Regions from separate parts of the Homo sapiens genome. Here all the other regions are linked to region 1. The links are chromatin loops, found by intact Hi-C in ENCODE. Cell type or tissue: dorsolateral prefrontal cortex. All regions are shown on one strand.

What was found. Peaks named below come from ENCODE experiments on the same cell type or tissue, not always from the same donor. Only the 100,000 strongest peaks of a DNase experiment are listed, where the experiment ranks them.
Region 2: it touches region 1 in a loop (9-fold over the local background); 4 of 110 quality-filtered maps call a loop at or near these places.
Region 3: a loop joins it to region 1, with 15 times the contacts of the local background. A loop is called at or near these places in 10 of 110 quality-filtered maps.
Region 4: a loop joins it to region 1, with 6 times the contacts of the local background. A loop is called at or near these places in 10 of 110 quality-filtered maps.

Annotation. Positions count from the first base shown.
Region 1 is chr2:214,409,747-214,412,246 of GRCh38, reverse strand. It overlaps SPAG16 (sperm associated antigen 16), which reads right to left. Exons shown (of 16, transcript NM_024532.5): 16 at 1,746-2,107. The coding sequence ends at 1,932. It overlaps VWC2L (von Willebrand factor C domain containing 2 like), which reads right to left and starts at 1,193. Exons shown (of 4, transcript NM_001080500.4): 1 at 461-1,193. In dorsolateral prefrontal cortex, a CTCF peak has its summit at 1,222; DNase peaks (open chromatin) are centred at 1,136 and 1,926; H3K4me3 peaks cover 2,344 bases; H3K27ac peaks cover 1,798 bases.
Region 2 is chr2:214,309,461-214,311,960 of GRCh38, reverse strand. All of the region lies in intron 15 of SPAG16 (sperm associated antigen 16), which reads right to left. Among named protein-coding and RNA genes, the nearest start is that of VWC2L, 100 kb to the left of the region's middle. In dorsolateral prefrontal cortex, CTCF peaks have their summits at 1,196 and 1,421 (motif pointing left); no DNase peak of the experiment used is centred here.
Region 3 is chr2:213,805,329-213,807,828 of GRCh38, reverse strand. The region is part of intron 10 of SPAG16 (sperm associated antigen 16); the gene reads right to left. Among named protein-coding and RNA genes, the nearest start is that of MIR4438, 49 kb to the right of the region's middle. In dorsolateral prefrontal cortex, CTCF peaks have their summits at 1,281 and 1,490 (motif pointing left); no DNase peak of the experiment used is centred here.
Region 4 is chr2:213,811,542-213,814,041 of GRCh38, reverse strand. All of the region lies in intron 10 of SPAG16 (sperm associated antigen 16), which reads right to left. Among named protein-coding and RNA genes, the nearest start is that of MIR4438, 55 kb to the right of the region's middle. In dorsolateral prefrontal cortex, no CTCF peak of the experiment used is centred here; no DNase peak of the experiment used is centred here.

The DNA.
Region 1 (2,500 bases):
TAGGCAGAAAATGATCTCTTTGTAAGCCACAGGTAGGCATTAATGTGTTAGGTTATGGTAAATGTAAACTTAGAGGTAAAAATAGGAATGTAATATCTACTTTATATAAACATTAAATATGTTTTTATTATATGAAATATATCTTAAAATCTGCATGGTAAAAAACAAGATTTTATTTTCAATATAACAAAGTTCTTAGGCTATTTTTTTTTTAAAAAAAAGCCTTCATAATTGAGCTGCCCTAGTACAATTTAAGATACTATTTAAGAGAAGAAACATGGGATAAATCAAATGTAATGTTTATCTGAAGATTTTTAAAAAGAAAGCAAACACTGCTAAACTGAGGATCACTTCCCAGCTTAATTTTCCCCCCCTCCCCATATTGCTACAGATGATTTAAAATGACTGCATCTATTTCTTTGAGAAAACAAACATAATTCATGTCATAAGATACACTTACCTAATCACTCTGGAGGTTAATGGTGGTGGTAGGGGTCACAGCCCAAAATGAACTAAAAGGTCAGGTATGTTTTAAGAAAGCAGTTCCTCTTTAATTACCCAAAGAATACATTTTTTAGGCATGAATTAAAGGCAATCCATTCTCTCTACCTCCCATTTCAAAACACAGTAAAGAAGCAGTCTCCCGCCCTTCCAGAAAGAAACACAGCAGACACATATAAGAAATTTGCTTTGGACCTGTCTTCAGAATTCAAAGCAAGAAGCAAAGCTGGTCCTGTAGAAATCCAGACCCCAGTAGCAGAATCATGTTGAACTTATTTTTAGCATTTTCTTAGATCCTTCTATGAAATTTCCCGGCTGATTACGCCTCCTCCACACATGAGTTCACTTACACAGTGTTTGCTACGGCAGTAGAGGTGATTTGGCTAGGCTCTGAGGATCACAAACAGCAACAGCATGCTGTAGCTTAAAGCCCACTCCGCTGGCAATACCATCACCATCGTCCACAGTGTGTTGCTTGAATCCCCTCTTACACACCGGAAAATACTAACTGTGGATGTGAAGGAAAGGAGCAACTTTAGCTGGGTTTCTGCATCAGTAAGAGCAGTTTGCAGATTGCTGATTTGGAGCTCATTCTGCCGGCAGCCGGGAATTCCTCAGCACCACGGACAGCGCCAACAACTGGCTTCTGAGCCCAGCTCTGTCGAAATCCCAGAGCTGCTTTAGACGAGGCTAGAGTGCTCTCCAAGCAGTCGCACTTTATACAGCGGATGCGCGCATTAGGAGGGGTAAAGACATTCTACGTGCGAGATATTTATTTGCATTGAAATTGCAATTAATTTTTTTTGTATAAAATTGTATACCTAACGCGTTCTTGGATGGGCTGCAGAGATGAAAGTTCCAGAAGAGGCTTGCATTTAGATTTAAGCCATCTGCAGTCCCCAATTATTATTAATAGATAAAGCATAATCATTGTCAAACAATCTGTGAAAACGTATGCTTGTCGATTCTATTTGACCCTTTGGTGGCAGAAAGACTTCCCTGGTGCTGCATGATTAAACTTCAGGTCTTCCTGCAGCTTGGATCTGATTTTTTTTTTTTTTTTTTAAAGTAGCCAGGTTTTCCTGCAGTTTGTTCTCTAACATTAAAAATCAATCTCCTGTAATTCATCTAGTCTGTCATTAGGCGTCATTGTAAAGCTGTTTCTTTCAAAACCCCTAGCAAAGATGCCGTGTCTCTAAATTCTTATCAAAATGAGAGAGAAAAAAGACCCTGACACAAATGGGTGAGCATAAAGTTATTTTTTTATTAGTAACAGTATGAGCACTAAAATATATGTCCAAAGCATGTTTTAAAGCAGACTGTAAATGTTACCTGCTGGCACATTTAACCAGTTCTTTGCTGGTTTGGGACTACAGGAGGCATTTTCAAGCCTTAAAGGGAATGCCCTCTGCAGCGGGATGTGCTGACGGTCAAGACCACGTTCGAACTGTGCCGTCAGAGCCTCCAGAAAAGAGAATCTCCCCGTCGTGAGAAAACACAACCGTGTGTGCCTCGTTTTCGTGGCCCATCAATTTGTGAATCTCCCCAGATTTAAGATCTAGCAAATGGATAACACCATTGCCACTTGCCTGAGCTAAAACTCGACCTGAGGGAGACAGAGAGGAGAGAGAGAGAGAATGAATCAAAGTTTTATTTCAAGTGTTCACAGTTTATAAGCAATGAAGCATTCTATTTTTTTCAATTATCATTCTGTGTTAGGGGTCAGTTATTAAATATGCAGTAGCTCCTGTAGGTATAAGAAATAAGTTGAGTCAAAATTAAGACACATCAATAATTAGGTTATAAAATTTTCTAATTGGGACATAGAGCCTAATGGTCTACCTCCTTTATATGCAGATTTCATCAAACATCCTACTATTCTTTTATATTTGTGATTAATAAAGCATTTCGAGGAGATGAGATTGAAAGCAACTATGCAAGGCAACTTTCTTTTTCAAATAAATTATATGTTAGAAAGTTTTAAAAGGCATAGCTTTCA
Region 2 (2,500 bases), 100 kb after region 1:
TACTTCAAATAAAAAAAGAGTAAGGGTGTATGAGGGTGGGATCCACATCACTGACTCTAAGTATGCTATGTAGAGTGGGGCATACATTTCAGCCACAAAAGAGAGAGATTATCATTATTTCCTGGAGGAAATCACATTTTAAACTTAACTAACTAAAGGGAAACATTTAGAAAGTAAATTAGTTTTTTTCCCCAGACAGTTGACTAGAGATGTTGGATGCCATTTCTCCTCAGAAAGAAGATCAAATTTGCAGGTGAATAATCATGACCCAAGTGGAACTGAGGAAAGTGTGCTGAAACCTGTTGGAGAACCCATACAAAGAAGTTGGGATGCAGAAAAGGAAGGCAGCCAGAATCTGGCAGAGATTGACCCCAGAGGAAGTTAGAGTCCTGACAAAAGGTTACAATAGGGGGATCTCTTGCTCCTCTCACCTGTGTGACAGACTACTAACAGCCAAACTGTCGGGGTTCCCCTATCAATCAACCCAGAACAATGCTGTTTGTTGGTGGCAATTTGGGAACTTCCAGCAGGCACAGCACGAGGCAGCCATTTCCTCCATGTGTGCTCACACTCACACCAAACTCAGACTCAGGTGGCAGGGACCACACTGTTTGTGTATCTGTTATGGGTCATTAACCTACCCAGGGAACCTCAAAACCCACGGTGACTTTGGCAACTACAGAGGTCCATCAGGTCCCTGGGGAGCTGTGGGATCCCTAGAGGTATAGTCCTTCGAGTGTGCTGACCCTAGAGAGAGGGAGAGAGGGGGAATGCAGACTGCCAAAGCGCTCCTCGGAACAGAGGAAATGCAGGTAACAGTGCTGATCTCCAAAGGGGGCACTGTTCTGCCCTAGTGGATAGGTGACCCTAGTGGCCAGAAATGGATCTCCCACTGTCCCGTACACTGCTGCAGAGGTAGCCAAGGCCTTTCCTGTTGGAGGTTGCCGTAAGTGTCCTCCTTCCAGCATTTTTTGGGATAGCTGTGTCCTCAGTGAAGGTGTGCCCACTGCTTAGGCTTGTACATAGAACGGGGCTAATTTCTGCCTTTCTACACAGAGTGGCAGCATCACTGCAAAACAGTGTAAACCAACTAACTGCAGAGTCATCTGTTTGGTGTTGGGGGAAGAGGTTCTGCTGAAAGGTCATTTCATCAGTAGCCACCAGACAGGCATTTCTCACAGACCTAAGTTGCATTGTGGCCTGGAGATAAAGGACAGTGACTATCTGAACTGAAGGCCATGAACCCTGAGATAGGGGCATGATATGGAAGTGGATCATATTCCTGACTTCCCAGGATGGGGAGCTGGTGCAGCCCTCTCTTTACCACCCTGGAAACCTCAGTGCATCCCACCACAAACTCCCTCCATGAGCTTCATTAGGGCAGGTGCTTCCACACATCATCTCAATATCCAAAGGGAAACTGGCTCTGGCACCACCTACTGGAGACCAAACTTCACCAAAAACAAAACAAAAACCAAAACAAAACAAAAAGTGGCTGACAGAAGGACACAGTGCTAGGGAGGACATCAGCTACCTGAGATCCCTGTATTCCTGGCCTCCTAGAAGAGAGTGAATTGGCTCATATGCCCAATGTATAGCTACAACAAGCAGAATTTGAGAAAGCCACCACACAAAAGCTATCTATAACCAATGAATTCATACAGAGCCTCGGTTGTCTAAAAGCACCCAGAAGCCAAATGATCATACAAAATATGTACTACAGTCACACCTTCAAGGGAGGAAAAAATAAATATAAAGTCCCTTGCAAACAATAGCAATTTCAAAAAAAAAAAAAGAAAGAAAGAAAATGACGGTTTCTTTAGAAGAGAAGGAATCAGCTCAGTAACTCCAGCAGTGTAAAAAGAGTGCTTTGACACCTCCAAAAGATCACACTACTTCTATGGCAATGGATCCTCAATAGAATGAAAATTTGAAAATGACAGATAAAAAATTAGAAATATAGACTATAAGGAAGCTCAATGAGATCCAAGAGAAAGTTGAAAACCAACAAAAAATAAACCAGCCAACATCACCTCTAGTGCAACAGCACAGTCTCCAGCAGGACACCCCACAACCTGCTGTCCCAGCTGCTGCCTTGCCTCTACCACTGTGGTGAATGCTCTCAGGGAGGTAGGAACCCCTGTATCCACTTGCACTTTGCTGCAGCTGCCACACTTTGGTTCCCCCGGCAAAGTGAACTCCAAACCTCAAGGTTCAAACCAGAGAACAAAGTTGGGGCCCAATAGAAGTCCCCCAGAATTATAGTACACAGTCCAAAGGTTGAGAGCTGAGTGTTGGCCCCCTAAAATCTCCCAGAAATGAAGCTAGTCAGCTGACTCCACCTTATAACACAATCAAACCCTCATGGTCATCAAATAGGATAAAAGAAAAAAAAAACCTATCCAAAGGTCAGCAACCTCAAAGATTGAAGGTAGATAGGCCCACAAACATGAGAAAGAATCAGCACAAGAATACTAAAAACTCAAAAAGTCAGAGTACC
Region 3 (2,500 bases), 600 kb after region 1:
TGAATTAATGCATTATGAATTAACACAATTTAGCTCAAGCTTATCTTTAGTCCTAATATGTCTACTCTGTAAATTAAGGCACACCTTAACTATATAGTTATTACTGCCCTAAGCAGAAGTTTTCAAAGCCCTTTATAAATATCTTGCTTCTGGATGAAACTGATGATAGTGTGGCCATTCTCCTGTACAATTACTTTTTCCCACTTGACAAGAAAATAGGTTGTGTGGTTTTTACTTTAGCACATTTTCGACACTTTTGCTGGAAGGTAAAACATTGTGCCTAGCCCATTCATCAAGTCAGTCTCATGAAGAAAGGGAATGTACTAGAATAAAAGAGACTTTGTTCAAGGAGGCAATTGGATGTACAAGTCTAGAGGTCAGTAGAGAGAAGTGGGCTGGGATAGGCACTTGGGAAGCTTCATCATAGAGATAACATTGGGAGGTGACAGAATGAATGGCACTATGTAGGGAAATGTTGAGGGGAAAAAAAAAAGAAAACAAGTGGTCCTATGATTTCTGACATCTGCAGGTGGAGTCGAGGACAAGAATCTCCCCCTCCAAATAGACTAAAAAGCAGTGCAAAGAAAAACATGAAGGAGTATGGAAGCAAATGAGTCAAGGAAAGATCCTGTTTTAAGAAGAAAAACACAGTAATCTTTGTCACATAATACTGAGAGTTTAGGACCAAAATAGTGTGTTAGTTGGTAAAGAAGAGTCAAATTTACTGGATAAAACTATTTTCTTTGTCATAGTTAGGATAAGCCAGATGTAGAAGGTTAAAGAGTCAGTGGGATGTAAGGAAGTAGATTTTTTTAAAGGACTGAACAAAACAACACAACAAAAATGTGAATTGATATGGAAAACAGCTAATGTATCCGTGATCTTTGAAAACACGCATTAATTAGCCATGGCATTTACTGTTTAGTAAAGAAACACATGTATCCCTTTGGATTGATGTTTTAAAATTGTCTAGAGACTAGACAAATTAATTTTATTTTTTAACTTATTAAAGGCAAATAACTTTGTATTAGGTACATGTGATTGTATTTCGTTTGTAACATTTGTAATCTTTTTAAAAAATCATCCATGCCTTAACTCAATAACTATATAATATCTTTAGTCTTTGGTTTGTACTCAGCATGTGCATAATGCTTTTAAATTTACCCCAATATTGAGTCCAATGACTACCTTTAGGAAGATATAGGAATTATTAATGTATAAATAATTAATTAAGATATTTACTGCATTCATTAAAACATATCAGTGGGAATTCCTTGTGAGAGTTTTTTTATTAAAGAAAAATACTATTCTCAGGGGATACATAAACATTATGATTAATTTAATTCCAAAATCTCATTTAAGCTAATATTTTCCATCTTTACCATTACAAAACATGTTACACGCTATTACAAATATCCAAATTGTTTGTTTTGGTTTAATCTAATAATGTAAAACATATTAAAGCACTTTAACTGTAAACATTTACCTAAGTAATGGCTACTTCTGCCATCTGGTGGCAGAATTAAAAGTTATATTCATAATTCTTATCAAGCCTGTAAACCAGGCCTCACTAAGCAATTCTAAAATAATCTCCCACATTGCAAGTATCATCTTTCACTTGAAAAACTTAAACATTTACAGGTGTTTTTGTTTTTGTTTTAGTGGGATGATGCTCTCTAGTATTTATTGGAACATTGATATGTGTGTGCTGAGCACATTAATAATGTTGCATGCTGACAAAGAAACCATCAATTTTATATCAGCAATCAAGTTATACATAAAACCTAATAATAATTTTATCCATATATGCTACATATAAAGCGATTTCCAGCATATCTAATTTTCAAGAATTAATAACCATTATATCTAAAGTAAGCTTTTAAAAGGAATGACGTTTTACTATACAACCTGGTATTTATAATTTGCTACACTGCCTACAACTTGGCTTTTTACCATGCCTTAGGCATTATAACAACCATTGCTATATGAAAATATTTTAAAATTTAAAAATAGTTTGAACTCTGAGCAAGTTTATTTGCATTATAGACATTTTACTGTATTTTTATATTGGGATCTTCTCTTTAAGAAATTTGAAAGGTTATGTGTAATTATGTGTCAGAGAATCACAGAATGGAGGAGTTGGAAGGGCTCTCAGACATCAGAAGGTTTGTTTCTCTGCCCAAAAGATGAATATTTTCTACACTATTATTATAAGTGGTTATCCAGCTCTGCTTATATAATTTCAATAATAGGAAAACTCTGCTACAGTTTCGACAACACCCCTCCTCAGATAACTCTTCTAAAAACCTAAAAGGTACTTCCCTGTATCTTATCTCTATTGGCCTTGGTTGGTTCTCTGAAGCCCTGTCAAATAAATTCATATTCTTCACTATTTGAAGACAGTTGCCATGTTTTCACCGCCCACATATTCTTTCCTTTAGGGTAGACATACCTAGTATTCTATTCCTCACATGCCACATCAGTTTCTCCACCAATCTGG
Region 4 (2,500 bases), 600 kb after region 1:
CCCTACCGATCTCTCTCTCTCCCTACCTCCGTCTCCTCCTACCCACTTTCTCCCTCTGTGTCTCAGGCTTGTGACTGCTGCTTTTCAAAGCCCCGATCCTAGACAGGCCTGTGCATCTGAACCTCAGAGTATGGGCTTCTCAGAATTTCTTTCCTGCCTCTTCATGTCAGCTAAACTCTGTTTTGTATTTTTTGATGTGTGTGTGTTGTGGGTGCTTCTTGCCATGGTGGGGAGAGAGTTTGTGTTTTTTGTTTGTTTTATCTCATGGGAGTCCATTTGCATAAAATTTCCAAAACTGGAGAATTTGAACTCAAAGGAATTTTTCCCTTTAAGTTCCTTCTCCAGTAGCAGCAGACCGCCTCTGCTTCTGTATCAGCACAGGAATCTGAACTGGGCATGTTTCTTGCTCCTCTTTCATTGGCAGACAATTTTTGCTTCTACCTGTCCCCCAATAGCAGCAGACCTTTCCCCTGGACCAGGGCACAGGAGTGCTTCCTGTCCTCCTCTAGCAGAAGATAGCTTTTGCTTCAATGAGAGGTGGGTGTGACAAGCATGTGGAGTATCTTGCCTGTCCTCTGTGGTCTCCCGCCTGCCCTCCATCTTTTCTTTTGAGCACATGGTGGAAATCTGTGGAAATTATCTGGTGTGGAGGGTGGAGGTGCTTTTGTGCCTTATGTCCAGTACTCCTAGGGATTCTATTCTGCTACACTAGCCTACATTTGACCTTTGAGATTTCATTAAAATGTTTATTCTTTGCTTCTTACCCATTTTAATGGTTTCCATCTCTTTCTCCATTGCTCTGCTAAAGGTGTGCCCTGCCTCTCTTTGAAGGTGTTTATGGCCCCTTTGGAATTCAGTTCATCTATTTTTTTGTGACTTCAGTTCTCTGAGGGGTTCAGAAAAAGTTATCGTGTCACTGTTCTTCTTTGCTCTCTTCATTAGGGGTTAGAGTGACATTCTTATAAGGCTTCTCATTTTTTAAGTGAAGCAGAACTTCTCAAAGGAAATTTTAAGTCATGGAATGAAGTCAATTTTATAACTTTCATTTCTTTTCTTACCCAAATTTAGACTATGAATTGAAGGCTGTTTCTTAATCTTTTAAAAATCCTATTCTTTATTTTTTCACATACAAACCTCATAACCTTCTTTCAGGTTATCTGAAACTCAAAAAAAAAAGATAACATATGAAACAATGCATCAAAGCAAAGAAACAAAACATGTTTAGTTTTAAGTACTCGTCCCAGTTTCCTAGAGATGATAGGACTTGCCTAGTTACATGTAATAAAACAAAAAATGCTAAATATTTGTTGTATGAATGAATAAACCCAAAGTTAGCTATTAAGTTAAACAGAATTAAAATTATTTGGATACCAAATGTTCCAGATACCAGGAGAGAAAAAAAATCCTAGCATGTTCTGGAACCAAAACACTGTAAGTTGCAGTCTCTTCTCTCATGAACTAATGCACTGCCCTGCACCCTCCTCCCACAAATAAACATACATCTGCTACCAGGTAATCATCCAATCACCTTTATTTCAAACTCAATTCTAATCACTTTTTAAAAAGATATTTTGGTTGTAATAACCTATTAGATTTCCTGTCCTTATCTTTGCCGATTAACCTAAAGCTGAGTCTCTTAGCCTCCAACTACTAACTTAGACCTGCATCAGGTCAGAGACAAATAGCTTCCTCTGCCACACTCTGGTTTCATTTGCAAAAGCAATTCAGTATAATATAGGCCCTTAAAACTTTGCTCTACTCCTGAGTCCCAGTTCTTCTTAAGTTATTCCATACTTATTCCAGTATCCTGGTCCTTCTCTTTTTCTCTGGTACTTTGCCTTGACATGATTTCAAGCACCTAAGTTCCTCTCATTCTGTGATTCTACTTTGTCCTAACAGTTTTCTGTAAGACCAGAGTTCACTTATCAGGTTCCTGTAACAACTGAAAACTGTCTTCCTGGCAGCCTGAATCTCACCATCTCTGTTCTCCACCTCCTCTTTACCATGCTTCTAACTCCTGTTGCTAGGCCCATTTTAGCTCTTGTTGAAGATTTCCTACCCCTGAAACTGTGATTATGTATTATCTCTTTCTGTGTTCTCTGCTTGCCTGAACTCCCTCAGGTCGCCTGCAGCTGAGTGTACCCGTGTCATCCAGCCACCTTGGTGCAGTTTCCAGGATTGACCCCTCACTGCTTGCCTTTCCTTTTCTTACCATATTAAAGCTATCTGTCTCAGCAATCTTATCCATAGTGCTGATTTTATGTTAGGATCATAAAGAAAATATATAAATTATACCAGCAAAAATAATTTCAGTTCTCAACCACTAACCTGACTGAATGCCGTAGCTGGGAAGAATGCATTTCTTTCTCAGCAGACGGTTGGGACAATGCTCCTTATTCTCTTTCTGGCTAGTCTCTGTTGTATTTTTCATCTCATTGCCTTGTCGGTTGGCAGTGAAATGTACAGGGGTATAGAAGAAACATGGTGAGGAATAGAGAAG